2 separate regions of the Mus musculus genome follow, and region 1 is linked to region 2. A link is a loop called in an ENCODE intact Hi-C map of the cell type or tissue named here. Cell type or tissue: gastrocnemius. All regions are shown on one strand. Links, peaks and the distances in the headings refer to the core of each region. The heading gives the core; the rest is flanking DNA.

Region 1 (13,609 bases), core at 539-8,538, 70 kb before region 2:
CTGTCAGGTCCAGTACTACACTGTAAGCTTCAGGCACCACTTCAAGTGGAGCCCCATATAGGAAGTGCTGTAAGTTCACAATGAAGAGGTGCAAGCTTCAACCACCAGAAACAGAGACAGAAAACCATTTCCTGACGCTGGACATGCACATGTGAATTAAAATTCTTACTCTATTCTTTTAAGTAACAATTTTAAATATAGAGGCTTGAAATATACTTTAGTATATTTCTGCCCACATCTTATAATTAACATATTTTTACCTAAATACCTTCCTCTTTTAAAGTCTTAGAAGAGATAGGGTGACCTACGCAGAGAGTTGGACACCACACAACAGGCAGTCCCCCTCCAGGAGAATCAGCACTGTATTGAGATGCTTAGCAGCAAGCCCAGTGCACTGACTGGTGTTGAGGGCAGCATGAGGAGGGACTCACAGCCAGGAGTCCAGGAACTTCCATGTGTAGTAATTAAGGAGTTTTCATTATTAGTAACTTGGCTTTCATAATTTTCAAGTCTACCTCATTTGAGTTGGAAAGCATTTTCTCTCTTAGTAACAACTGTCTATTTCATAAAATAGCACAGGGAGAAACCAGCTGCTGATGGGTCAGGTGAACAACTACAACAAAGTTGAAGTCTGATCCAACAGAAACATTTTTTACTTGAACAGAACCCTAGTTTCTTTGAAAGCTCTAAGCCACTGTACAAATTTAAGAGTATTACTTCGGCCTACTAGACAGTAAATCCCTGAAAATTGAGACGTATGTCTTATCCTATAGCTTCCACAGCTCTACAAGGTAGGTTTTCTATGAATAGACTGTATTAGCTTATATTTATGTATTTATCTATCCACTTAACACCTGAATAGTGACTGCCTACCTGTTTGGTTCTATGGTAACTCAGCTATTTTTTTTTTTTAATTACACTTAATGGCAGCTCTTAGTAATAACAAAAACACCATCCCTGTTTCTTTCCTCTTAATCCTAATTATTAACTTGACTGGAATAACATTTTTGAGAGACTATTTGGATCTTTAGATGATGGACATGTTTGTGTATATAGTACTGTACATATACAATATATATATGTATATGTGTATGTGTATGTATATATATATATATACATACACACACACACACACACACACAGTATGTACGTACATATATGTATATATATTTCTCTAAGGAAGCATAAAAGGAAATAAGATTTGGTCCAACCAAAAGCCAAAGTTGACTAATCATAACATGGGGTCACTTGCTGCTCAGTGCTGCTTTAAAACAATGATTCTTGGGGCTGGAGAGATCCATGGCTCAGCGTTTAAGAGCACTGACTGCTCTTCTTAAGAGCAATGACTACTCTTCCGAAGGTCCTGAGTTCAAATCCCAGCAACCACATGGTGGCTCACAACATCCATAATGAGATCTGACACCCTCTTCTGGTGCTGTCTGAAGACAGCTACAGTGTACTTAGATATAATAATAAATAAATCTTTAAGCCGGGCAGTGGTGGTGCATGCCTTTATTCCCAGCACTTGGTAGGCAAAGGCAGGTAGATTTCTGAATTCAAGGCCAGCCTGGTCTACAGAGTGAGTTCCATGACAGCCAGGGCTATACAGAGAAACCCTGTCTCGAAAAAAAAAAACAAAAAAACAAACAAAAAACAATGGTTCTCAACCTTCCTAGTGCTCCGACCCTTTGGGGAGGGGGGAGGACTTTCCTCATTGTACCAAGAGCCGGCAGCCGGCGGTGACCCAGAAGCACTTCCCCAGGTCTGAGCAGAAGAACCCACCAGAATCCGGGACTCACTATATATATAGATATATATAGATATAGATATAGATAGTGTGTGTGTATATATAATGTATATGCATATCTGTATGTATGTATACACGTTATATATGTATATGCATATCTATGTAATATATGTATATATGTGTGTATATATATGTACATATATACAGCATTAATACAATACCTCAGATTAACACTCCCTAGCATCTTGGCCCTCAAACAGAATTCCAACAGAGCTATGATATTGACAATGAGAGATCTCCTCTGACAATCACCTCAGAAATAGCTGCCCATGATTAAAGCACCAGGATTTTTAGAGCAGTGGTTCTCAACTCGTGGGTTGCAACCCCTTTGGGGGTTAAATGACCCTTTCACAGGGGTGCCCTAAAACCATCAACATCAAAAAGCACAGGTATTTACATTATGATCCATAATTGTAGCAAAATTAGTTATGAAGTAACAACGAGAATAATTAATTTTACGGTTGGGGGTCACCACAACATGAGGGACTGTATTGAAGGGTCTCAGCTTAGGAAGGTTGAGATTCATTGCTTTAAAGCAGCACTGAGCAGCAAGTGGTCCCGTGTTATTATTAGTCAACTTTGGCTTTTGATTGGGTCAAATCTAATGGCCTTTCATGCCTCCTTAAAGAATAGGCTATAATAGCAATAATATGGTAAAAAAAATGTCTGAATAAAGCATTGGAATTTATAAGGAGTTCCACAACAAACTGTGTTTGTATATGCACATGTATATTTATATATCTTCAAAGGTCATTTAACGGGTGGGAGAAGTGAGCTTCAAAGTAGTGGATGTTCTACTCGTCCAAAGCATCAGGGCTGGGACTTTGAGTCTGGCCCAGGTCTCTGGTAGGCTGCAGTCCAGTGCTTTTCATCTTAGCAGCTCCCTCACACATGCCAAGGCACAAGAGAAGCGTGAACACAGTACGCCATGGAAGGTTAGGCTATGAAACAGAAGACTAGACAGTGGATATCAAAATTGTCAACACAGCCCTTGGGAAGAGGGCTCCTTTTTAATGAGATGAAATTGGCCAGATGTTCAGAAACAAAACAGGCAATAGATGGCATGAAACAGAATTGAATACAGACTTTAATTTGATGATCAACAGACATTTGATATCCATGAATCCTCAAATGTCCTAATTTATAACTAGCCCACTCATTCCATTTTCTTAACAAATATTGGAAGTTTTCCAACACAGTCCTTAAAAACGGAAAGGGGATAAAACACCGTATGATTTTCCCATTGCGGTACTCCATAACACAAAGAAACAGAGATGGGAACTGAAATACTCTGCCTCAAACAAAAAAGACAGGTAGACATATATTTATGTTCCTTTACTGACATTTAACAAAGAAAGCCCAACAGAGCTGAGAGCAGACAGAGCTGAAGCACCAATTAGGTTTTTGAAGTTTTACACATGAAACTGAATGATGGACGTAGTGTTTTTACTATTAACCTTTAGGGTAAGGAAATTCAAAGGCTAAGTAAGGCCCATTAGTATAACAATAGATCTTCATTAAAAGAGGAACTCCATGTCAACTGCTCCGCTGCTGAGTTACAAGTCATAAACCAGGTGTTTGTTTAAATAGGAAAAAAGCTAAAATACACCAGAAATCAGGCAAACAACACAGCTGTTTCCAATCTTGTCATGAGGGGGCTCATCTTCTGTGACTGTGAATAGAAATTCAAATACCACAGGGTCCTAACCTGCCAACTTTAACACACTTTTTCTATTTTCTATTCTTGCGCTGCTATTAATGGGAAGTTCTTCTAATGTTTTCAATGGCTAAGGAAAAAAGCCTTCCTTCATTCAAGAATTTATAGTACGCAGGCTTGCCTCCACCCATTCAATCTGCCAGAAAATTTTGGGTTTGCTTTTTCAGTTTTACTTATTGTCACATCTGATTCAACAACCATGTTCATCGGTTTTGCTAACAGCTGTGTCCTGACTGACTCCAACACTGTTGAGCAAATAGTATTCACGTTTGTTGAATGAATGGATGCGATCCGTGGCTCCTTACGTATCATCTAGCCTAGGATTTTGACTTCTTACTCCTTTTAAACTTGAAGAATCCCCCTTCATGGTTAGGTAAGTCACCTGCCTGTGGAGGGCAGCCACTTCACACGTGTAAACAACCGCATGTGTAAGGTGTACAGCTATGCTACAACTTGGATGTCATCAGCTACCGCCTGTATTTTTCTCCAAGATTCACAGCAAGACCTAAACCGTAAGGCGCCAAGAGGACTCAAGTAAAGCCTTCAACCGCATGCTGAGCACTCTCTGTCGTAAACTAATTACTTCGCCTCGGAAATAGGCATTTCCAGAAAATAACCTCCGCACACAAATTGGGCTTGGGGAAGCTGTGACAGTCACCGAAATGCCCCATGAACCTGTTGTCCTTCTGTCCAGGAGAAGTGGATTCAATTTCTATTTAAAGGGACACCACTTTCCTTCATGAACAGAGGATTTAAAAAAAAAAAAAAAATCCCCAAACCTGAGTTGGGCGAGAATCCCTGCAAAATATCTGCTTGCAATTGTCAGAATGTTTGCTGAGGAACTGAGAAAAGCCGCGGTCTGGAGCGGTGTCACCGGCACGATCTGGGGGTATCAGCCTTGGGCGCTCCGAGCCAAGGTGGGGACCCCGTGAGGCAGCAGAGCGCAGAAGAGTAGCCGGCGTGGCCCCGCCCCGAGCCCGAGGGTCCCGCGCCCCTGGCAGCTCCTAACTTTGGCGGCTCGCTCGCCCGGCCGCACGCGTCCACGAGCCTCGGGCAGCCAACCCCCGAGCCCAGCGTGACCCGGGCTCGGTAGGGGACCGAGCGCACAGCCTGCTGGGGACCCCCGGGCTTCTGGGCTCCGGGCCGCGGGGGTGCCGCCCCTCCCCCCGACACACCACCGCCAACGGCGGCCCCGTGGCTCCCGCCCGCGCCCGCCGCGCCCTCCGCCTGGCCCTCGCCACACCCCGTGGCCCGGGGCGGACCCTCGGCTGGCTGGCTGGCCCGGCGCTCCGCGGGCGGCGCGCCTCAGGAGAGCCCCCGGCGCGGGCATGCGGCCTAGTCGGGGGGTTACATAACGGGGCCGGGCCCCTTCCGAGCGGCGCCCGGGACCCGCTGGCCCACGCCCGGCACCGCCGCTCACCTGCCGTAGATACCCTCGGTGATCCGGTTCCGCTTCAGGGGGCGGCGGAGCTTACTGCAGTCGGCGTTCCGCCGCTTCATCCTCCCGCTGGGGGGCCGGTGCCCGAGCCGCGCCGCCGCCGCCGCCTCTCACCTCAGCCGCCGTCGCCCGCCCGCCCCGCGTCGGGCCTGAATCCTACCCCTGCGGCCGGTCACACAGACATGGAGCCAGCACCGGGGGGGAGGGGGCCAGGAGGGGGGCGCCGAGCCTCCTCCGCCTTCGGAAACAAAGAAATGACAATTCCGGGGCCCGCCCGCCCCGCACCAGCCAGCCGCCCGCCCCGCCTCCTTTGCCGCGACGGACGGCCCGCATAGCCAATCGAAGGCGCCGCCGCGCCGCGCACGGCCAATCCCGGTGCCCGCTGAGGCAACACGGACCCTTAAGCCCGCCTTTTTGAAGGACAGAAGGACACACCAATCAGGATAAGGCCTAGACGCGTGGCCGGGCCTATCAGAAAAGAGTTAAATAGAGGCTTATAAATAGGCCCTATAAATATAACATCCTATATTATGCCTTGTTGCGAAGGTACGCTTCGCGGTTATTGGGCTGCGTCTCGCCGTGGGGAGGCCCACGTCGGCGTACACCGTGTGGCGCGGCGCCGCGGGCTCCCGCCTGGCGTGTGAGAACCGAACGGCGTGGTGCGCTGCGTGTGGGGACCTTGCGCTGACATGTGCTTCAGTCAGCCGCGTCCTTATGTAAGAGGGCGTCCCGGGAGCGCCGCCGCGGCCCCTTCTGCGGGCAGCCGAGCACGCAGCCATACCGGCCGCGTCAGCCGGGCCACGAATGACAAAGCAAACCACACACACATACACACACACTCACACACACCCTGCCAGCTTCCCGCGACGTGGTGACAGCGCGCCGACCAATCGGAGGTGGTGGGGCGGGGCCTGTGCGGGTCCGCCCCTGGTTCGCGTCACCAGAGAGGGGCGGCCCCTCGGGTGCGCGCGACGCCGCGCGGGGCTGCCGGGGGCGTGTGCGGCGGCGTGGCCGGGCTCCACGTCCGCAGGTTTGCGCAGGCTGAGGGTTCCGCGGGCTCCTCCCCGGCCTCAGAGGCTGCGTGAGGCGGTCGTTTGCTCTTTCCGCCCACTAGCTCTGTAGCTTACCGGTGAGGGCGGAACGGCAAAAAGACAAGTGAGATGCTCAGCGGGGAAACGCGTTTGCTGCCAAGTCTGAGGACCGAGTTCGAACCCGGGAATCCACGTGGTGGGCGGATAGAAGGAACTCCTACAAGTTGCCGCCTGACCTCCCACACGCACGCCCACACAAACACAGTTCCTAAATAAGTTTGGTTTTGGTTTTTAAGCGGCAAAGACTACCGGGCGTTGTTGGTGGCGCACCACTTTGATCCCAGCACTGCAGAGGCATGTGGATCGCTGAGCTCGAGGCCAGCTTGGTCTACGAAGTGAAGACCGCCAAGGCTGTAACATGTACCAACAATTTATATAAACAAACAAATAATAAATAAATAAATAAATAAATAAATAGCAAAACCGGGGAAGTGTGGGAAAGTAGCCATAGGAAGCAAATCACTGGTGGCTCCTGACTACTGGCAGAAGCATTTTAGTGTATGTCTTACACAATTTTCTTGCTTAGTTGTTATTATTTCTATAAAATAGAATCGAGCACATAGTAGACATTTGGTTTCATATCAGAGTCTTCGTTTTACGTGTTGTTACAACCTTTTATAAAGATTTCTTTAAGAGGTTGCAGAATGCCCTAGCAAGTGGCATTGCCACCTCACCCCCTCAGTAACTAGAGTCCCCAGTCATCTAGCACACTTTTACTTTTTTATATGTCCAGTAACTCGATGCCATCTTGATTTGCCCTGGGACCACAGGCACCTCTCCTGGCCAGTGGTCACCCATCTTAGTCAACATCACTCCAAAGCTCTTAAGTTCCCATCAGTGCCTTCAAAGATTTCCCTGGTACCTGGAAGGGAAACCCAGTGTTGATGGTACCCAGAGTCTTAGCATGGGAACTTACTCTCCTCTTGTGAGCCACTCAAGCAAGCAATCCTTTTGAGTTGGTTGGTTGGTTTGAGACAAGGTTTCTTGCTTTGCCTTGGCTGACCTGTAACTTGGTCTATACACCAGGATCATATTTCTCTCTCTCTCTCTCTCTCTCTCTCTCTCTCTCTCTCTCTCTCTCTCTCTCTCTCTCTGTGTGTGTGTGTGTGTGTGTGTGTGTGTGTGTGTGTGTATTTCTTTGATTTTCAAGATAGGGTTTCTCTGTAGCTCTGGCTGCCCTGAAACTTGCTTTATACACCAGACTGGCCTCAACCTCACAGCGATCTACCTTCTGCTGCCTCCCATTGTGCTAGGATTAAGGGTGTGTGCCACCATGCAGGCTTACGTGCTCTGTTTTAAACCCAGCTACCAGTTTGCTCTTCCCTTCTTCCCTTCTTTCTCCCACTTACACCGTCTCTGGCAGTGTGTTAAAGTAGCTAGGGTGAAGCTTGTCCGTCCACCATGGAGGATCAAATCTATACCCTGTGGAGATGCAGTTTTGAAAAAAATGGCAAGGATTCCTGCTGTTTAAGAGCAAGCTTGAAATTCCAGTTTGGCCACTTACTAGCTTGGGCAAGTTACTGAATCCCTCAGAGCCTCTGATTACACTGAGGTCTGCCTTAAGGATGAAGGATAATGAGCCCTCAGAGCCCAGCATCATGCTATTGCTGAAGCAACTCCCTGCTCTTTTCTTTTTCCTCCTTTTTTTCCCCCTACCCAACCCTTTCTGTTGTTTGCTTTACTTGTTTGTTTTTGTTTTGGACCCTGAAGTTTGAAACAAGGTCTCCTTTTACAGCCCAGGCTGACCTTGAACTTGCAAATACCCCCTTGTCTCAACCTCCAAAGTACCAACCAGTATTTTAAGCACAAGCTAACCTAACCAGCTCTGTTCTTTGTTTTCTTTTCTTCCCCCTTTGAAGACAGGGTCTCCTTGTGTTGCCCAGGCTGGCCTCTGAACTGCTGAGTTCCCCCTGCCTCAACCTCCCCAGGGCTGGCATTACAGGTGTGCACCACCATGCCTTGCTCTCAAGTGACTGCTCTTTGGACGTGTGCCTCTCTGACCTCTACTCCAGCGTAGTAATACCAGATGTGGAAGCATTAGAAGCTTTGCCCAGGTTTGTCCACCACTGAGAAAGGAAAGAAACAGAATGTCTGGAGTAGCCAAGACTTCAGCTGCTGCAGACTGATTCACAAAGGAAGTACAGGCAGTTGGCGACATGAATGCATTGAGGGGAGCAGATAGTTGCTTAGGTCCTGGCTCTAGACACTGTGATGAACATCCTTCCTCCCTGACAAGAAGGTTCTGGATCTGGGGGCCCAGCAACCGCACTTTCTTCTGCTCGGCTTGTCTTCCCTGGGCTCCCACTGTAGATTAGACAGATGAGCGATTCAGAGGACCAACAACACAAGTGCTGCAGACGCATCAGTTCCTGGAGCTCACAGTGCAGCCTGCCACCAGGTTCCCAGCAAGGGTGCTCTAGAGGTGTCAGAACTGTGCAGGGAGAAATGTGCTGTTGCTAGGAGAAGTAGGAGGGTGTGGCCAAGGTTACTGTGGCGAACCTAAATCAAGCAGAGAAAGGTTGGACCGGCTCTCAGAGTGATGGCTGAGAAGCAGCCATCAGATCGCCTGGAGGTGTGGGTTTCCGGCCCAGCCTGTAACTGGCTCAGCAGGAGTGAGGATATTCCAAAGGGTTGCTCAATTGCAGCCTTGACTCATCAGACTAGGAAAACAGTAGCCCCCAAGAAATTGGAATCCCACAGGAATAAACTAGGCTAGGAGAAAAAAGTCTGAGGCCCAGGGTAGCCAGAACAGGGGCTTCAAGGAAGTTTTACAAGTTCACAGAGCACCTTGTTGGAGAGCATTGAGCTGACAATCCTGGGTCAAGGGTGGGCAGGAGTGCCTCTTGACCCAGACTGTGTATCTCTTGCACACCTCTGGCTCTCTGTAGGCCTTCTTGTTAGGACTGAATTTGAACCTGTGGAGGGGTAAAGGGGGAATCACTGGATAGCTTTGTCCCTTTCCACAATGTGGCCAGAAAAATAAATCTGATTTTTTCTCTATTAATGTGTCTGCTTAATCAGCTTATGGAGGACAGGTAACCCAACTAGCCTGTTGAGCTTACCAGGGCCTGGGCTCGGGACTCCAGGGACACCCCTTATTCTGTGTCCTTGTGTCACCTGTCTACTCTGTGCCAGAATCCACTCTGGAGCTGCTTCTAGCCTGGTATTAGCTCTGTTTTACAGAAGGCTGAGGTCCCTGACCATCATACCTCATGGAGCCGGTAGCTCAGCACCAGCCCACGAAGGGGGGGGGGGTATAAACCTCTGAGCCTGCCAAGCTGATGGCAACCAGAGTTGGTGTACAGTGTCTGCGATAAGAAGGTAAGAAAACTCTGTTCTTTTTTTTTATGTTTATTTATTTTATTTATATGAGTACACTGTAGCTGTCTTCAGACACACCAGAAGAGGTCATCGGATCCAATTACGGATGATTGTGAGCCACCATGTAGTTGCTGGGAATTGAACTCAGAATCTCTGCAAGAGCAAGCAGTGAGTGCTCTTAACTGCTGAGCCATCTCTCCAGCCCCCACGAATGTATTTTGATTAGATATTATTTATTTGGGAAAGGGCTGTGCACAGCATGTATAGACCAACGCTCTTTCCTCTTTCTGCTGTTATAGGTTAGCTACAGTTATCAAACACAGGTGGTCGCACCTGGTGGCAAGTGCCTTTGCCCACAGAGCCATGTTGTCAACCCAAGAGAATGGTCTTCTTGCCATGAGTGGAGGGACAGGCCACAGGCCCAAAGAGGACTTCCTTCTCCAAGTTCTTCCTTTATGCTTCTCAGACCAACAAGTCACTAGTCTCTTGGGCTTTAGCCAAGTGGTCCCCTTCCCCCCCCCCCCCAAGCCCTGAGATAGCCTCTTGAGATCCAGAGAGCACGAAAGTAAGCGACTTATAGCAGTGTCTTTTGAGAACATACCCCACCCCTTCTCAGTTGCTTCAACACCCATCTGAAAAGCAGAGGGGGTCAGCAGTGGCCATCTCACAGATGATTAACAAGAGAGATGATATGCTCTCAAGTAGGTTAGGGTCTGGGTAGAGCACTTGCCTGGTATGTACAAAGTCCTCTCCTGCCTCTCCTAAGTCAGGTATTCTGGTAAGTACCTATGGAAGCAGGGAATAGTGGAAGTAGGAGGATCAGAAGTTCAAGGCCAACCTGGGCTACAAGAGTCTGCCACTTCCGTAGTTAATCTTGAATGTCAACTTGATGAGATTTAGAATCACCATTTGTGTATGAGGAAGTTTCTAGATTTGGTTAACTGAGATAGAAAGACCGACCCTGAATGTGAGCAGTACCATTCCATGGCCTGGCGTCCCAGTCCCAGGCAGAATAAATAGGAGAGAGTGAGCTGACCAGTATTCGCCTCTCTCTGCCTCTTGACTGTGGGATGCAGTGTGACCAGCTGCCTCAAGCTGCTGATGTCATGGCATCCCCGTCATGATGGACCATACCACAGACTGTGAGCCACCATAAGAAGCTGGCCCTTCCTTCCCTCCTTCCTCCCTCCCTTCCTTCTGCCACTTTTTTTTTTCTTTTTGTAAATAAAGTTTTATTGAAATGCAGTGTCGCAGCCATTACTTGTTATCCACGATGACTTTCATCCTACAATGGCTAATTGAATTGTTGTGTTAGAGTTCATTTTGCCCACAAAGTCTAAATTATTTATCTTGCTCTGACTCCTGTCTTTTTTTGTTTTTGTTTTCTTTTATTGAATATTTTCTTTATTTACATTATAAATGTGATTCCCTTTCCAGGTTTCCCCTCTGGAACTTCCTATCCCATTTGCCACTTTTATTGGGTATTTTGTTTTTGTTTGTCACAGAAGCTAGAGAAGTAACCAATAACAACTGTCTAAACTCAAAACAGAGGTGCGAGGTCAGATGAGAAGTTAGGCCTGTCCTTCCTGACACATCATGAGGACAAGAAGCTGGGACTTGCATTTGGCTTTCAGCTGAGCTCAGAACAGAGTTGGAGTGATCCTGCTTCACAAAGAAGGAAGAGGCCTTGCCACCCCAACCCCACCCCGGGCATGGCATTTCCCTCTGCAGCTTCCAGTGGGTAGCACTGGGTAGCATTGGCCCCAGCTGTCTTGAGCTCTGTACCCAGCAAAGCCCAGACAGCTGACTTACACATGCCTACCCTTCTCCCCAGGGAACCTATTGAGGAAGGGAGCTCACCTTGGCACTCAGAACCAGACAATGTGGCAAGGATGGTGGCTTAAGCCTGTAATTAGAGCAAGTGGGAGGCGGAGGCAGGAAGATCAGGAGATTGGGGCCATCCTTGACTAGAGAGCATCTGAGACCAGTCTGGGTTATGTGAGAGCCTGTCTGGTGGGCAACAGGAAAGGCACTGAGACTGCAAACAGCCCAGATGCCCCACAAAGCAAATCGGTGGGATGTATTGCCACACGTTCCCACTGGGAAGTCTGCTTAGCGTGGCGCACAGCTCGCCAAGGCGCTTAGATTACATTTATTTTTTGAAATTGGGAAGGACCGAGGGTCAGAGGCCAAGGTTGAAGGGATTGGCTCTCTCTTTCTGCCCCCTTGGGTCCTGGGGGACCAAGCTTGGGTCATCAGTCTCAGGATGATTAAGTAAGGTTCAACAGCTTAACCCTTGCTGAGCCATCTTGCTGCCCAGGCACTTCCCACTGAAGCTCTGTAGGTGATAGACGTTCTCGCAACCCTGTTGTGAAGGGGAGATTACTATTGATACCATAATGTAGGTTAGAGGCTTTCTGCACAGAGAGGTGATGTCACTTAGCCTGTCCCTTTCACACAGTAAGTGAAAGAGTTGGGATTCAAACCCATGCCATCTGCCCCTACAGCCTGGACTCTTAGTCACCACGTTAAAATGCTGTAGAAAAGACCTTGCTGCTTGGAAACTGCTTTGACAATTAGGCCTCCAACTCTGTGCTGTAGAATTCTGTTTGTTTGGTTTTTTTAAAGATTTATTTATTATTATATCTAAGTACACTGTAGCTGTCTTCAGATGCACCAGAAGACAGTGTCAGATCTCACTATGGATGGTTGTGAGCCACCATGTGGTTGCTGGGATTGAACTCAGGACCTTTGGAAGAGCAGTCGGTGCTCTTAACCACTGAGCCATCTCGCCAGCCTCCAGAATTCTGGTTTTATTGGGGGAGTTGAGTCTAAGTCCGTGTGGATAGGAAGGCGCCTGAAAGAAGCGTACGGAAAACACTGTTTAATTGTATTTTGGTGATGGAAGTCAAACCTAGGGCCTTACACATGCTAGCTAAACATGAGGCACACCCCCAGCCCTCACCTCCTTTCCTCTTCACGCCAACTTTCTGAGATTGACACTTTACAAAGACAAAAACCAGAGAGACTTATTGTCTTGCCCAAGGTCACAGAGCTAATAAATTCCAGAGTCAGGATTTGAACCCAGATTGCTTGACTCCAAAGCTCATAGGTGTTGACTGAATGATCATACCCAAGGCCTAGAGCAAGCTCACACCCTTGGTGTGCTCAATCTTCCAGAGTAAGAATGGAGACCTCACCTGGACCTTAGCCATTACCACTCAGGGGAACAACCTGGAGGGAAGAGTTGCTATTTTGACTTTGTGAGGATGCAGGTTTTTACTCCATGGTTATTGGCTCTGCTGATTCTGGGTCTATGATAAGGGCAAGCTTCACCATACTGGCAGCAAGTAGCAGGGTTGCTCACCTCGTGATAGGCAGGAAGCAGAGGGAAAGAAAATACAGGAGAGACCCATTGCCCATTGCAAGACAGAGCCCCCAAGGAAACACCTCCTCTGACCTGCATTCTCTAAGAGCTCCCACCCCCTACCTTTCACCACTTCCCTACAGGCCATTCTAGAGTGAAACTCACAGGACAGACAAACCATTGAATCTGTCCCAGTTCCTTCCCCATTGCTGCGGTAAAACACCCAACAAAGCAACTTACGGAGGAAGGATAGGCTGACTTTGCCCAGTTTGGGGTCTAACCTGGTAAGGAAAGCCTGGCAGGAAGACATCAGGGCACTGCCCACAGTCACCATCAAGAAACAAAGTAAACCGCTCTGCTCTGCTGTTAACAGTGCAGCGCTCTGCTCGCTGCTCTTCCAGAGGACCCAGGGCTCCATCCCCAGCACCCACATGGAGGCTTACAACCATCCCTAACTCCAGTTCCAGGGGATCCAATGCCCTCTTCTTACCTCCTAGGGCACCTGGCACACATGTGGTACATAAACATTCATGTAGGTGAAACACTCATACATATAAATAAATACACCCTGGAGAGAAGGAAGATGGATGGGGCCACTCATGTCTCTTTCCACTCTGTCCAGGACCCCAGCCTGTGGAATTGTGTCGCCCACATTTACATTGGTCTTCCTACCTCCATTCACCTGATCTACAGACTCTCTCACAGGCACACCTGAGGTTCGTTTCCAAGGTGATTCTAAGTCCCATTAAGTTGACAATAAAAACTGACCATCAAGACAGCCTAATCCCAGCCCTCAGGGGGAAGAGGCAGGTGAATTTCTGTGAATTTAAGCTCAGCCTGGTCTACAAAGTGAATTGTTCCAGGACAG
Region 2 (16,568 bases), core at 3,322-11,321:
TGTGGGTTACCCGGACTCCCTTGTCACTGTGAGAAATGCTAGAGTGGAGCCTGTCTTCTGGGATGGGACCAAGGAAGGGAGGCAACAGTCCACCTGTACTGTTTGGTTTTGTTGTTGTTGTTACACTTTTTAAAATGTATTCTTCTTGTCATTGTGTAGAGATCAGACAGATCACCCACCCTCCAAGAGTGGTCCTTCTTTTCCTTTCGTCATATGGGTCCCAGGAATCAAACTCAGGTTATTTGACTTAGCAGCAAGTACCTGCTTTACCTGCTGAGCCATTTTTCCGGCCCGATGGTGACTTTAAGAGGGCTGGCATGGCCCTGCTGTCATCTCATGTTCACGTGGGTGGCAGGTAGTCAGGAGCCTGTGGCACAGAAGGTGGTTGGGTGGCTCACTGCCTTGCAGGAGGGATCATCTCTCCGGTCCCCAGCATGAAATCTATGTAGCTTTTGTTGAGAGGGGGAATTAGCTGATTAGTATTTGAAACTATACAATACCCCCTCCACACAACCCCCCTTCCCTCCTCCCCCGCCCCCCCGACTGTGCCTGAACCCAGGGCTCTACCACTCAGTCCAGGTTCTAGACCCATAACCTATTTAACTTTTACATGTTTTACATGATGAGTATTTTGCTTGCATGCACATCTGTGCGCCACTGTGCACTGTGCTGGCAGAGGCCAGAAGAGGTGCCTGGAACTGGAATTACAGCTGTTGTGAGCTACCGTGTGGGTGTAGAGAACTGAACCTGGGTCGTCGAGAGAACAGCCTGCACTCTGAATCATCGCGTCATCTTTCCAGCAACTCCAGGACCTATTTTTAAATGGACACATTTCTTAGCCCTAGAGATTAAAGGTTTATTGTGACTGGCTAAAGACTGGTTAATGTCTCAAGGTCAGGCAGTGCTCCCCCAGCCCTGTGTGTGTGTGTGTGTGTGTGTGTGTGTGTGTGTGAGCGCGCGTGTGTGCACATGTGTGTGCATGTAGGCATTTATTTCTTTAGTTGCTATTCTGGACCTCCCCATGCTAAGTTGACATTCTACCTCTGACCTCTGAGCCATCTCTCCAGGTCTTTTGCTTTTGTTTTTGTTTTTTCCCAACATGGTTTCTCTGTGTAGCCTTAGTTTTCCTGAAATTTGTTCTCTAGGCCAGGCTGGCTGGCCTTGATCTCAGAGATCTGCCTGCCTCTGCTTCTCAAGGGCCAGGATTAAAGGCCCACACTACCACCACCACCACCACCAAACCCAAATGCAGATCTTAATGAAAACTTTTAAATGTCTATTCATATTTTTTAACTGCTCTTAGTAAAGCTTCTACGAAGCTAAGTTCTGCAATGAAATCTTGCTGGAGGTCTGCTGGAGCTATTGGGTCCTGTCTGGGTAGAGCTCAGGGTTGGGTGAAGCTCCTAAGTCAAGATGCAGGACTATTGAAGCCACCGGGGCAGTGGAGGTGAAGGGCAGGCCACGGTCCACAGGGACAAACAGCCAAAGCTCCTTCTTCTTTGCGTTGTCTCTACTTCTTTACTGGCTGTATTAGTTACGTTGCTGTTTTTGTGATAAAATACCTCACTCAAAGCAACTTATAGGAGGTTATTTGGAATATAGTTCTGGAGGGAGGAATCCATCATGGGGCCAGGGATGTGACAGCAGGTGACCGGCACAGTGCTTTGAGCAGGAAGCTAGGGGCTTACATCTTCAACCCCAAGCATGAGGTAGGGCTGGAGACTTGGAATGGGGCAAGGATTTATAATCTCATGTCCTACCCCTAGTCACATACTTCCTTCAGCTGTACCACCTACGCCTCCCCAAACCACGCCGCCATCTGGGAACCAAATATCCAAATATCCAAGACGATGGGGGACATTTTTTATTCTGTTATACAGACCAATCTATATGAGTGGGTTCAGCCCCTGTGCATGGTACTCCATGAGACTATGAAGGAAGCTATCCAAAAGAGACCTGTACTTAGGTCAAACATCCTACAAGCCTGACTGGCAAGTCTGACTGGCAGGTCCAGGGCGAGATTATTCTGGGCTAAATAGCCCTGCTAAATAGCCACTTACTGCCTATCTCTGTTTGACTGGCATTCTTGAGACAAGCAGTTAAAATCCTCTTTGGAATATGCAGACACCACTTTCAGTTCCTCTTGGCTACCCATTGGCTACCCATGTTGTTGAGGTAGGCTGTTAGAATTACCAACCATCTGTGCAGTTCTGCCATGCATCCACCCGTCCCTTTGCCCATCTGGACCATGTCCTGCCCTTCACCTCCTCTGCCCTGTTGGCTTCAATAGTCCTGCATCTTGACTTGGGAGCTCGGCCCCGCCCTGAGCTTCAACAGACCTCCAACAGGGCTTCACTATCTTATTTCCACAGAGGAGTTATCTGCTCTATTATCAGCCTTCTGCTTATCTCTTCTTCTTCTTCTTCCCCCCCCCCCCCCCAGTTTTTTGAGACAGGGGTTTCTCTGTATAGCCCTGGCTGTCCTGGAACTCACTTTGTAGACCAGGATGGCCTCGAACTCAGAAATCTGCCTGCCTCTGCCTCCCGACTGCTGTGCCACCACACTCGGCTCTGCTTATCTCTTCTTCAGTGTCTCTCAAACACCTTAGACTCAGCTATGACCTCTTTAACCCTCTGTGGGCCTTCTGTAACCTACATACAGACATATATAGATTTACTGCATTCTGTGTGTTGTATGACTGAGAGTTATTATTAGCAGTTAAGATTGTTGTAAAGACCAGGCAGTGGTGACCCATGCCCTTTAATTCTGGCACTTGGGAGCTAGAGGCAGGAGGATCTCAGTGAGTTCAAGGCCAGTTTGGTCTATAGAACAAGTTCCAGGACAACCAGAAATACACAAAGAGAAACCCTGTGATAAAAGTAAAGAAAAAAAAAGAGGAGCTGGAGAGATAGCTCAGCAGTTAAAAGTGTTATTGATAAATATGGGCTGGAGAGATGGCTCAGTGGTTAAGAGCACTGACTGCTCTTCCAGAGGTTCTGAGTTCAAATCCCAGCTACTACATGGTGGCTCACAACCATCTGTACTGTGATCCAATGCCCTCTTCTAGTGAGTACTCACATATATGAAACAAACAAACAAACAAACCTTTAAACAAGAAAAAAAGAAAATTGGCATAAAGGAGCCTGCGTGTAGGCCTGGAGAGATAGCACAGTTAATACCTGTCAGCCTCCTGACAAGAAACTCATAGCTTCTGAATTTGCTGTTATTCCACGAGTTCTGAAAAGCTGGCAAGGCCTGATGTGTCCATCTCTGCTTCTGACCGAGTGTACTGATAATGGCCATGTGTTGATGCGAGTGTGAGGCCCGCCTGTCCCTTTCAGAATAGCCTGTTTGTTGTAGGTTATTTGATCACACTGTGAGCCCTGAGCTTGTGTTATTTACCGGAACAACTTGTTCTTAGGTGTGGTTTGGCTCATCCTTAGCACACAGCTCTGATCCCAGCCCTTTCTGATTGACGCTTGTAAACAGGACTAAATGAGGTTAACCTCGGGTCTAAAGCGGGGGCAAGCAGCCAGCTGACAGGAAGCCAACATGAGCTTATTTAGAAAAACGAAACTGTAGAGCATAAGAGGGAGCCAGGGTGCTGGATGGGGATGGCATACAGGAAATAGATGGGGAGGACATTGAGTTTGAAAGTTTTTTGGGTGAGAGAGGAGAATCATTCTGGAAAGTCTCTAGAGGAGGAAGGTCAGCGGGGCGGGGGGTAGGGGGGCTCTCTCTGCCTCTGAGCTACCAGGCCTTCACCCAGCATTTAGGTCCTGGTCTTTACTGGTAAAGTCCAACGAATGAGATTTTGTCTAAAAAAAAATAAAAAGCAAGCAGCTGGGTGGTGGTAGCGCACGCCTTTAATCCCAGCACTTGGGAGGCAGAGGCAGGCGGATTTCTGAGTTTGAGGCCAGATGGTCTACAAAGTGAGTTCCAGGACAGCCAGGGCTATACAGAAAAACCTTGTCTCAAAAACAAAAAACAAAACAAAACAAAAAACAAAAAAAACCCAAAAAACAAACAAACAAACAAACAAAAAGAACCCACCAAAAAAACAAAAACAAAAACAAAAACAAAAAAACCCAACAAAAAAACCCAACAGCTTCGGTGTGAGGTCTTATCTCTCTTTTTCTAATTAAAAATGTGTCTGAGCCAGGTAATGGTGGCACACACCTTTTAATTCCAGCACTCAGGAGGCAGAGTTTATGCTGATCTCTGTGAGTTCAAGGCTATCCTGGTCTGAAGAGCAAGTTGCAGGACAGCCAGGGCTACACAGAGAAACTGTCTTGAAAAACAACAACAACAAAAAAAAGTAAAAAACAAACAAACAAACAAAAGTTAAAAAAAAATGTGTGTCTAGTGCCTTCAGAGGTCAAAAGGTGTCTGATTCCCTGAGACTGGCGTTACCAATGGTTCTGAGCCACCACATGGGTACTGGAAACTGAACTTGGGTCCTTTGGAAGAGCAAGCAGCACATGATTTTTCCAAGATAGGGTTTCTCTGTGTATCCATGGCTGTCCTGAAAATCACTTTGTAGACCAGGCTGGACTTGAACACACAGACATCCCTCAACTGCACCAAAAACTCTTAGCTGCTGAGCTATCTCTGTTAGCATTACCCTGGACCCCGCATCCCTATTTTAGCCTTGGTAAAGATTGTGCAGTGTTCCTGAACTCTTGGGTCTGTCGCATCCTTTTTCAGAGCACCTAGCATCTTTCACGTTTAAACCTATTAAATTCCCTTTGGTAAGCTCCGCCTCCCCTTCCTTCCGATTGGCTCCTCCAGAAGCTCGATCCTAAGTGGAGGATCTCTCATCAGTCGGTTTCACCTCTAGTTCCTGATGCCCCGGGGATGGGAACATCTGCAGCTTTAACTCCAGTCAGTTAACTGTATTCAAGACACCAACACTCTGTCGGTCCTGTTTCCCACTGTTTCAAGATTGGCCTCTAGAATTCTTCTAATAATTCCTTTGTTTGAGACATAGTCTAATGGAACCCAGCTGGCTTTGAGCTTGAACTTCTGATTCTTCTATTTCCACCTCCCAAGAGCTAGGATTTTGGGTGTTTGCCACCATTCCTGAGAGTTCTGGTCACCATTGTTTTCAGGCACACACTTGACAGATACTATGAATTGTCTGCAAAGGCTCCTGCAGCCTCTTTTACGCAAAAACGGAAGCCTAGGACTGCAACGTGAGCAGGTTCACTAACTGTCCCTGCAAAGCTGCTTCCTCATTTGTAAATGGTGAAACTTGGGTTTCTGTTTGCCCACACAGCTTCCTGAGAACAGTCAGCAAGAGTCCTTGGTAGGCAGTTACTAAAGAGCATCCAGAGAATCCTCCTGCCTCTGCCTCAGCTGGGATTACAGGCAGGCCGTCACAAAATGAGAAGAAGAAAAAAGACATTGCATAAGAACTCAGCTACTGGGATCACACTTCCACTGTAAGGGTCTAAAAATCGCTGAAGGAAGACCACAGACTCAGATAGTATGCAAAAACAGAGAGCATTTATTCTGCAGAAACAACCAGCATTCTCTAAAATGGCGACCCCATTCTAAAATGGCGGCCCCAGACAGAGGCATGCAGGCCTTCTTAGAGGGAACCTGGAAAACTCTCTAGAAGTAATCCTTAAAAATTTTAAATTTCATCGGTGGTTGCCAGGGCTTCATAGGTGGTCAGTGGTCAGCATTCCTATGCCATGAACATTCAACCATGTGATGAAATAGGGCTGCACATCACAGATATTTCGCCATTTATGATTATCCCCAGGTTTTTAAAAAAGATTTATTTTATGCATGTGAGTACACTGTAGCTGTCTTCAGACACAGAAGAAGAGGGCATCTGATCCCATTGCAGATGGTTGTGAGCCACCATGTGGTTGCGGGGAATTGAATTCGGGACCTCTGGAAGAGCAGTCAGTGCTCTTAACTGCTGAGCCATCTCTCCAGCCAACTCCCCCACAGGCCCTTCTTTGGGAGCAGGTTTTATGATCTCATTCTGGATTTTACAGTCTGTTCCTAGAGCCTGGGTCTTATGACTTAGTTTCTGGGACTTATGGTCTATCCCTGAAGCTTGTGCCTTATGGCCTTTTCTGAAATCAGGCCTGGTCCTTACATGGAGACACATGGGGTTTATGTTGTTCTCTCACCTCAACTCTCCACAGTCTTTATAAAGGATTTAATCTATGGTATGGGTGTTTTGTGTTATGGGGTATCCACCAGAGAAGACAATTTAAGTCAATAGAAATTCTTTTTTGGTTGTTGTTTTTGGAGACAGGGTTCCTCTGTATAGCCCTGGCTGTCCTGGAACTCACTTTGTAGATCAGGCTGGCCTAGAACTCAGAAATCCGCCTGCCTCTGCCTCAGCCTCAGCCTCCTGAGTGCTGGGATTAAAGGCATGCGCCACCACTGCCCAGGTTAGAAATTCTTTATTTGCTGCTTATTGACTCCACTGGGTGTTTGGGATGCCAGAGTAGCCCTGAGCCTTTCTCAGGGTGATCTTTTACACACAAAAAATTTTATATATCCCGGGTTGATATAGTTTAGTTAATAAGAACACTTAGCCAGAAGCAGAAGTCCAGAAACCAAAAAGCAAGGTTGGTACATTTATAGACTCTCCAAGTACTATGGACTTGGATAGGACTTTTTGGTTTTGTTTTGGCACATAAGATCCCTGTCCAGGTGCTGGGTTTTATGGGCTGAACGGCACTTCCTTTATGGAGTCAGTTGGGCTGAGATCTGGGGTCTTGTTACCTTCTGCCTATACCCAGGTCTGTACGGTGTGGATGTGTGTTGGTGAGTGGTGCTCATCCTGGTACTGGAGGTCCAGATGGGTGTGAGCCGTCCGTCCTGTGGGTCCTGGGAGTCAGTGCTCTTTACTGCTGATTGTTTCTCCAGCTCCTGCAGTTTGAGAACTTTTACCATTGGTGGATGGGATGGGATGGGGGCTTCTGGAGGTTAGAGAACAACTTTTGGAAGTCAGTTCTCTCCTTCCACTCCACTGCAGGTTGTCAGTAGTGCTCCACAAGCATTTTTTTCTTCTTTTTTTAAAGATTTATTTATTTATTATATGTAAGTACATTGTAGCTGTCCTCAGACACTCCAGAAGAGGGCATCAGATTTCATTATGGATGGTTGTGAGCCACCATGTGGTCGCTGGGACTTGAACTTGGGACCTTTGGAAGAACAGTCGGCGCTCTCAACCACTGAGCTATCTCACCAGTCCCACAAGCATTCTTTATTGCTGAGCCATCCTGGTGGCCACAGTAAGGTTTTTATTTCTTCACTTTCGCTGTATATTGGGGAAGGAGGAGGAAGGAGGCACGAACAAAGAGTCCTTATTTCTGTCATCTCCCTCTAAAATCCAGAGCTTCTGTAAAACCCTGCCTAATTTCTAAGAACACCATCTCCCAATATTGAAATAGCTATTTCGTTCAGTGCTGTTCACTTACCCACAGTTTTCAAGGTCAGATATGCCTCATGACATTGAGTGTTTGGAATTTGCCCTGGAAATAAGATTAAATGTCCTGTCCTAATCACACTTGTCTTAGAACAGACCTATCGGGCTCAGGAAATGGCTTACTATTAAGAGCACTTGCTGCATTGCCTAGCACAAAGTCTGGGTTCCCAACACCCCCATACTTGGTGGCCCACAATGGCTCTGTCTTCGGTGGCATCCTGTACACACAAATTACTCTCTCTCTCTCTCTCTCACACACACACACACACACACACACACACACACACACACAATCAAGGATCACTGTTGCTCCTCAAAGGTCAACTGTGGTCGTTGGAATTCCTGTCTCGACCTCAAATTACCTTAATTAGCTCAAACAAGGCCGTTAAAGCAGCCTTTCTAAATTAAAACTATATCTTCGGGGTCCAGGGATACCCCTCCCAATCTCCACCATAGGAGGAGCCAAGAAGGGAAGCTGGGCAGCGGCTGGGGGAGGGAGGGGACGACACATGACCCGGGGACGACCGAGGCACGGGAACCGACTTGTCCTCTGTGTCCTTGATCCAGCTTTTGAGCCGGCTAAATTCTTTGCTACCCTCTCCTTTTCCCGAATTTCAAAATCGAAAGCAGGAAAGGAAGCCAAACTAAACCAAACCAAACCAAACAAAGAAAAACAAAGTTGGGCGTGGTGGCGCAGACCCCCTAGCTGAGAAGCAGAGACATGGGGATTGCCGCGAGTTCGAGGCGTGACAGGGGTACACAGCTAGCTCCTGTCTCAAAAAAAAACTCAAGATCCAAAAGCAGCCAAGGACCCCACAAACAAACAAACAAAAAACCCTGAAGTAAACAAATCCTCAAAATACCCGGATGTAGAAGGCGGGCGGGAGTGGGGGATGGGGAGGAGGCGCGGCCGTTGGTGGAGTGACAACTGACGCGCATGCGTGTCTCCAAGGCGCAGCCAACATCGCTTGGCGATTGGACGAGAGTGGGACCCGCCCTTTCGCACGGATGTCTGTGCGCATGCTCGGCGCCAGCTTCCAGTATTTTCGATGCTGACGTCGCCACTAAGCTCAGTCCCAGTCTGGACTTTGGCAGTGGAGGTTCCTGTGCTCTCCGGTCGCTGGAATCGGGAACCTCGCCCGCTTCGGTTCCTGGTCGCAGAGAAAGGTGCCCGCTTGGCCTCTCTCGCCCTCGCGAGCTCTTCATCCGTTTAAGGTGAGTGGGGCCGCTTGGTCAGGGACCGGTTCGCCCTGGGGTGTCGCGCACGCGCACTGGGCACTGCGCGCCCCACCTGGATGATAGACTCTTGACTTTCTCTGTAGTTCCTAGACGCCGTTGCGTTTGCGGACCGATCTCCGTTTTCAGAAGGGAGCCATGTCCTCGGCCGCCATGTCTAAATACGTGAACGACATGTGGCCCGGCTCTCCGCAGGAGAAAGCCTCGCCGTCCACCTCGGGCTCGGGCCGCTCCAGCCGCCTGTCGTCGCGCTCCCGCAGCCGCTCTTCGTCCCGCAGCTCCCGACGCGACTCCCGCAGCTCTAGCCGCTCGTCCTCGCGCAGCCACAGCCGGCCGCGGAGGAGCAGACGGTCCCGATCCCGGTCCCGCAGGCGCCACCAGCGCAAGTACAGGCGCTACTCACGCTCGTACTCACGCAGCCGGTCGCGCTCCCGCAGCCACCGCTATCACCGCGACAGCCGTTACGAGCGGCCGCGGAGGTACTACAAGTCGCCGTCGCCCTACCGCTCCCGGAGCAGGTCGCGCTCCCGCGGGAGGTCGCAGCACCGGTGGTCGTACTACGCGATCACTAGAGGGCGGCGCTACTACGGCTTCGGCCGGACGGTGTACCCCGAGGATCGCCCCAGGTGGAGGGAAAGATCCAGAACCAGGTCGCGCAGCAGGAGTAGAACCCCATTTCGCCTGAGTGAGAAAGGTGCGTTTTATCAGGTTGAGGTTTGTGCCCTTGGTGGGGGTGGTGTTGGGGATTGAGTTCTGGACGCTTATCACCGAGCCACCTCCCCAGCTCCTCCCCGCGTTTAACTTCCTCAGCGCGCTGTGAGTCAGCCAGGGAGTCATGTGGTTGAGCAGTTTAGCTGGGATTTCGTAAGATTAGGCCCAGGACATCTTAACATCTAGGCCTGCGTTTGTTTTGGTGCTGGAAGTCTTTTGAGATTTCTTGAAGTGAGAGAGAGTTTTTTGTTTAGTTAGTAGTTAGGTAGAATATAGTTTCTCACGTATTTCCTTTCACCTTGTGAGTAAAGTCCATGCCGGATGTGACCGGTGCAGTAACCTGAACTAAAGTCCATTTATGGCTGTGGTGGTCAAGAGAGAGGAGGCTCACTCTTTCCTACTAGCTGGGTGAAGTCAAAACACATTTTTTTTTTTCATGATTTACTCAAAAATGGGTTTTGACTGGCCTTTCTGTTAAGTAACATGGCAATTTGATGTTACAAAGTAGGTAAGTTTGAGCTTGTGTGCAGACTCTGTATCAAGATTAGTAGTCTAGATAACTGTGCTATAAAGTTTATCAAACACTTCAGTTTACAGAAATAAACATTTAAAGAAAAGGCAAAATAGGGCTGTTTGTCAGAACAAAACTAACTTGTTGAGGTAATTAAGGAAAGTTGGGTTTTTTTCCTCACTATAAAGGGATTTTTTTTAGAATTGCTTTACATATAAAGAGAAAAACATTGTTTTAGGAGAGGTACTTAGTAGAGGATAACGAATGTCTTAATGCCCTTAGATCGAATGGAGCTACTAGAAATAGCAAAAGCCAACGCAGCAAAAGCTCTGGGAACAGCCAACTTCGACTTGCCAGCAAGTCTCCGAGCCAAGGAGGCAAGCCAGGGGACAGCTGTTTCCAGCAGTGGGCCAAAGGTGGAGGTAAGTGCCTTCAGGAAGCTGCTGCCAGCATTTATTACCCTTTGCCAGTGAACACAACCCTCCTGGGGTTCTTTATATCATTTGTCCAGAACAAAACCTTAATCTGACAAGTATCAGCCTGTCTCACAGGAAACTGGGAGACGATGGACTACTTTCGTGTCGACACTTGGACACTTGGTTTGCTCTTTACACTACAGTAAAAACAGTACATTGTTGGTAATACTTTCTCTCCCTCTAGTCTCTAGAGACTGGAGTGTTGTCAGTAGTTTTCATGTACACCATTATGTTCCCAAGTCTGTGCTCAGCATACAGTATAGTTTATCTGCTTTATTTCTGTCTTATAGAAATCATGAATGTGGTCTCCAGACAGTGATGAAGAAAATCTGTTGGTAATTGATGATGGGTTCAAGTGTCAGAGTTTATGTTTACAGACTAAAGCTTAGCCATTGTTGAAGGGAGTTGGTGTGCATGCTAGAGTTTTGGGCTAGGGACTGTTTGTGTAAGGCAGTGACAGCTCAGCAGCCTAGAGGCACTGTCATGGTGGGCATCTGTGATCTAGACGTCCTTCACATGATATATGCAATATATTCCAGATGTTTTGAGAGATTACAGAAGAAGAGGCCTGCTTCCCTTGCAGATAAGTTTATTACGATTCTCCAGAACTACAGAGGGTGTGCATTGGCACACTGCAGTATATAAGTTAAACCTGGATCTTAAGGTTAATAATTTGGGCTGGGATGTAACTCAGTTGTAGAGAACTTTGTCAGGGTGCATAGTACCTGGGGTTAGCTCCCAGCACTGTGTAGACTGGGTTTAGTACCCCGCTCCTATGATCCCAGCACTTGGGAGGCTGTCCTTGGACAGCTAGGGGATAGATACAAGAGACTTGGTCTCAGAAACTGCTTTATAGAAACATAAGGTAAAAAATAACTATAATGAAGGTGGTTTGTCTGTCCATTGCTGAGACCTCAGGGGCTGCCTGGTCTTTGCTCAGGCAAAGAGGGGCTCCTTGATGAGTGGATTGCAAAAGCCTCACTTCTTTAGATGAAGCATTTTTTATTGTACTTACTCAAAATGAGGTATATCTACAACAGGAGTCGGGTATTCGTGGGGAACTGCGCCTCCCAAGTCATTCTGGCTAATTGGAAAACAGGCTTTTTTTGTTGATTAGCTCTTTAACTGTGACAATAGATGGAATTTGGTTTGTGTATCTACAGCTACATTTGTGTACGTTGGGCTTTTTTTTTTTAAATACAATATTTTAAAAGTTAAGGCTATGTTTAAAATTCTCTTCCTCTTTAGCATTCAGAAAAGCAGACTGAAGATGCAACTAAAAATACCAGTGAAAAGTCTTCTACACAAAGAAACATAGCCTTCAGCTCCAATGTAAGTGAACCCAAACATTATTCTTGAAAATTGGGTGTCCGGTATTTTATTATGTAGGCTTTGTGTGTGTGTTGATAACCTCTGAAGTTGATTTCAACTTACTGTCTTACAGAATTCCGTAGCAAAGCCACTGCAGAAAACAACTAAAGCTGCTGTTGAAGAGAAGTCTTCAGGATCACCAAAAATAGATAAGAAAAAAAGTCCTTACGGACTGTGGATACCTGTCTAAAGGAAAACTAAGGGCTGGGGTTGCCAAAACTGCACTTTACTGAGGGGTTTGTGTCCAGCATTAGATCGTCTGCCTGAGTGATCACAGCAGTAAATGTGATTAAAATCCATTACAGAAAGAGACTTAATGGGGACGTTCATGGTTGAGGTTTCTCTTGAAGATAGGAGGACACAGATGACCCAGAGAATTGCATACAGGTGGGAATCTTGTATATATCTGTAAGTATTGTATAGAATTGCTTATATACAAAGGTGAATTTTTTAAAGACACAGTTGTACACTGAATTTTGTATATTTGTTAATAAACTTTTTATTATTTGTCTTGATTTTTATGGATGTTGAATGTGTCTGTCTACATCTGAAGAAGAAACCTTCCTGAAAACAACACAGGGTTTATGAATTCATACTTTGACATTTGTGTGTTGCATTAGGGAGGTTGGACATTGGTTTCTTTTTTCTTTAAATGTGTATCCCCTCAGGGCTGGTATTGGAATATGCCCTAAGACTCCTCTTAATCATCTGTAACTCCAATTCTAGGGGACCCAGCGTTCTGTTCCATGGGATGTGTGACTCACATGTGGGCAAACTTGATACACATAAATAAAAGACTGACCTTTAAAAGACAGCATTAGTTGTGAATGGTAGTTTATGCTTTTGATTTTAACACTTGAAACAAGTAACAAGTAGACCCTTGAGGTTAAAGGCCAGTCTGATCTACATAGCAGGCTCTAGGACAGTGAGACTGTTAAACCCAAATCCCTCCTGTTGACAGTATCAAAAGATCTCATGCTTTAGAAATTAATGGCTTCAACTTGGCTACACTTTGAAAGTTCCCATTATCTTGTTTGGGAATTTGCCAATAAGCGATCCTTTAAAAAGAATATGAATTAGTAACCAACCAGATTAAGGAGAAGTTAGAATCGAGCTTGTCAGGATTGGCAGTGCTAGCATTGCTGTCACCCAAGAGACTGAAAACCCTGGTCTTAGTTTAGGGAGCTTCCACCCCAGGCGTGGTTAGGTCGTGAACACCAGGTGAGAACTCAACCTCCACCTCCCTGTTAGAGTTACAACCTACTAGTGGGTGCCTCAGGCAGGAGGATTTCACCCTGTAAGCTGAGCTTTGTCCAGCGTCTACTGAGAATAACAATATTCCCTACTGGGCAGAAAGTTTCCTGAGCTTTGCCAGGAAATGGGGATGAGAAAGTATTAAGTCTCAGTCCTCAAATGTGTTAAATTGACAGGAAAGCCAGCCTGTGTATTTGCATTTCCCAACAAATGAGCCACTGTCTATTTAAACACTAAATTCCCTGTCATCACAATTTGTAGTGTGACTAGCAGCTGCCTCTTAAGTACAAATAGTAGGCTGGGGATGTAGCTCAATTGGTTAGAATGCTTCCTGAGTTTCTGTGAACCCAGCATCAGTAACAGTATTTTAGCCCTTCTGGAGGCAGCCCAGGGGCCACATACACAAAGGCAAATTTGCTTTTCTTTTTTTCTTTTTGGGTTTTACTGTGCTTTGAGTAAGGATATACATAGCCATGGCTGTCCTGGAACTCATTGTAGATCAGGCTGGTCCTGAACTGGCCTTGAGATCCTCCTGCCTCGACTGTCCTTGTGCTGTTAGTAAAGGTATGAGCCACTGTGTCTGGTTAAGACCACCCAAAGAGTATAGGTGGCAAGAATGCCCCTATCTATCATTAGCATGCAATTGGACTCAGCATCCTTTGAAAACAAAGATTCACCCTACAGAAAACTTAAAAATCCAATCATCTAGATGTGTATTCCTGGTCACATCCCTTTCTTTGGCCGTTCTTTAAGGTAGCAGTGAATCAGTCTATTTCATATAGCCTTGGATGTCCAGGCTTGCCTCTAACCCCTCAGGTTCTGGGATTAAGGGTGTGGGGCACCATACTTGGAATTTTTTTTTTTTTTTTTTTTGATTTTCGAGTCAGGGTTTCTCTGTGTAGCCCTGGCTGTCCTGGAACCCACTCTGTAGACCAGGCTGGCCTTGAACTCAGAAATCCGCCTGCCTCTGCCTCCCAAGTGCTGGGATTAAAGGTGTGCGCCACCATGCCTGGTGAGATTTTGTTTTTTAAAGGAGGAATGAGGAGCTGGAGATGTAGCCTAGTTGGTAAATATCCAGCAAGGTATAGAACATATGTGGTAGTGCAGGTCTGTTATCCCAGAACTCTGGAGGTAGCAGTCAGGATCAGAAAATGAAGATTAGCTGAGGCTAATGAGGGCACAGGTATTTCATCCCACGAGAGGCAGTAGGATCTCTGAATTCAAGACCAGGATGGTCTTCAGTGAGTTCCAGGACGGGCAGACAGTATAGGGAGACTCAAGAAACAAAGACATATTAAAAGTGATTCAGAGGACGACAGTGACAGCAACTGAAGGTGGTGACAGATTTGTCAAGGCATATTGAGTATATGCTAGTTTACATATAAAATTGCAATTATAGAAATGAAACATCTCTGACATGAGAAGATAATCACAGGATGGAGATGGCTCAGTGGTTGAGTGTGGGCTGCTCTTGTAAGAGGCACCGAGTTTGGTTCCTGGCACACATTTTATCAACTGCCTGAAACTAGTCCCAGTAGATTCAAAGCCTGGCTGCTACACTGAAATGCACAGACTGGAGAGATGGCTCAGTAGGTAAGAGCACTGGCTGTAGTGGAAAGATGTTTCCATCCCAGAACCCACATGGTGGCTCAGGACCACCATAACTCTAGTCTGACCTCCGTCGGCACCAGGCATGCAGGTGGTGCATATATGGATGCAGGCTAAAACCCCATACATAAAAAAAGAAATAGGCCGGCTGTAACTTCCTCATTTAGAGGTATGTATTGCCTTCCATTTGATTTGTGGGGATTTTGTGTGCTAGTTAGACTCAACTCACCTGCCTCACTTCTTCCAGCCAAGTAACTCACTCATTTCTTTTAATCCAGAGACAGGATTTTTCTTTTCTTTTCCTTCCTTTCTTTCTTCCTTCCTTCCTTCCTTTCTTTTTCTTTCTTTTTTTTGGTTTTTCGAGACAGGGTTTCTCTGTGTAGCCCTGGCTGGCTGCCCTGAAACTCACTTTGTAGACCAGGCTGGCCTCGAACTCAGAAATCCGCCTGCCTCTGCCTCCCAAGTGCTGGGATTAAAGGTGTGTGCCACCACTGCCAGGCGCAAGCCAAGTTTTATTAAGCTTGAGAAGTAGCTTCCTACAGGGGAGGGGGACTCAAAAGAGAATTGCCCACAGTTTACATTTTTTTCTTGCCAGTGCTTAAGCTTTTAGATATCCCATGTCTTATAGCACTGGCTAGCCTAGAAGTCACTGTGTAGCCTTGGCAAGCCTCATACTTGATATTCTCCTGCCTCCACCGGCTGAGACGCTAGGAGAATGCCACCACAGCCGATTTGTACCCAGCTATTTTTACACGTGGGATGGCTTTTTCATTTCTAAAATTAATTAGTCGTCGATTTTGAAAGGTACACGTTTCATATATCCCTGTCTTATTCCCGAATTATCTTAGTGACCTTAGTAGTTGCTCTGGTGCTGGAATGTGAGAGTGAACGATATGGGGCCCGCCCTGCTCTTCTACAGTTAGTAACATCAGCAAATTATCTACTCTATGGAAGGGACTTAATGCGGATTAAATTCAAGAGAGACAAGGTTCTTTAGAGCTGGTGACAGGATACGCAGTCCCCAACCAGGCGTCCCATTCTATGTGGTGACAGGTTCGGAGCACTTCCTCATCCTTGTCGTCCCTCCCGGGCCCCGCCCCCGCCCCGCCCCGTTTGCGCCTGCGCATAGCCATACCACGCGTCAGTCCCTCCCACTAAAAGGAGCGTGAGAGGCCGGAAGAAACTGACGCCATCGGGAAGGCTTGAGTCTGGGCCGCGGGCCAGAGGCCGCCGGAAGTGCTCAGCGTTGTTGACGGAAGTAGAGAGAAGGCTGTAATGGCGGCTGTGACTGAAGTTGTGGTGAGTATCACCGGCTTCGCGTAGGTGTCAGTCCGGGAGACGCCGGGGCTGAGGACATGGGTGGGATCCGGGTGCGGCTCCCGGGGAGACCAGGGTGCCGGGCCCAGGCCTGGGCCGTGGCCCCTGGCAGACGCCGAGCCTGAAGCCGGTTATGATCGCAGGTCCCCGCGGATGGCGCGGAAGCCAGGCCCTTGGCGGCCGAGGAGCTGGCGGCGCAGAAGCGGGAGCAGAGACTACGCAAGTTCCGTGAGCTGCATCTGAAGCGGGTGAGTGGCGGGGCTGCGGGCCAGGCTGGCAGTAGGGCTGGAGGAGCAGGAGGAGGAAGGCGCACCACGCACCAGATCTCCGGACCCGGCGTCCCCGGGACCAGATCTCCGCCCGCCGGTGGGTCTGGACTCGGGTTGAGATCGCTTTGACACACGTCAAAAGCCCCACCCGCCTGCTCCACCCGGCCACACCCACATTACCGGGTGTACCTTAGGTTTTTCCTCTTGTTCCATGATTCTTCGTTTTTCATCTAGGGAAATAATTGGTTAGAAATAGTAATCAGACCTTTCTCACCTTAAAAACAGCGAGCACACACTTTCCCTTTTCTCCGAGTTCAGACTCAAAAAAGTATAACTTATTTCCCATCTCTTGTTTG

What was found. Hi-C counts contacts between places; a loop is a spot of excess contacts. Peaks named below come from ENCODE experiments on the same cell type or tissue, not always from the same donor. Only the 100,000 strongest peaks of a DNase experiment are listed, where the experiment ranks them.
Region 1: a loop joins it to region 2, with 2.6 times the contacts of the local background. A loop is called at or near these places in 3 of 42 quality-filtered maps.

The regions. Positions count from the first base shown.
Region 1 is chr4:134,848,094-134,861,702 of GRCm38, forward strand. Maco1 (macoilin 1) reads right to left here and starts at 5,252. Exons shown (of 11, transcript NM_025382.6): 1 at 4,945-5,252. The coding sequence starts at 5,024. In gastrocnemius, for the core only: a CTCF peak has its summit at 5,060; DNase peaks (open chromatin) are centred at 4,023, 4,552, 5,310 and 5,865; H3K4me3 peaks cover 3,156 bases; H3K27ac peaks cover 3,740 bases.
Region 2 is chr4:134,915,094-134,931,661 of GRCm38, forward strand. It overlaps Rsrp1 (arginine/serine rich protein 1), which reads left to right and starts at 8,532. Exons shown (of 5, transcript NM_023665.3): 1 at 8,532-8,674; 2 at 8,782-9,389; 3 at 10,200-10,339; 4 at 11,642-11,725; 5 at 11,838-12,277. The coding sequence starts at 8,834. The coding sequence ends at 11,954. Syf2 (SYF2 homolog, RNA splicing factor (S. cerevisiae)) reads left to right here and starts at 15,887. Exons shown (of 7, transcript NM_026780.3): 1 at 15,887-15,925; 2 at 16,087-16,191. The coding sequence starts at 15,902. In gastrocnemius, for the core only: no CTCF peak of the experiment used is centred there; DNase peaks (open chromatin) are centred at 7,981, 8,447, 9,194 and 10,304; H3K4me3 peaks cover 4,322 bases; H3K27ac peaks cover 6,719 bases.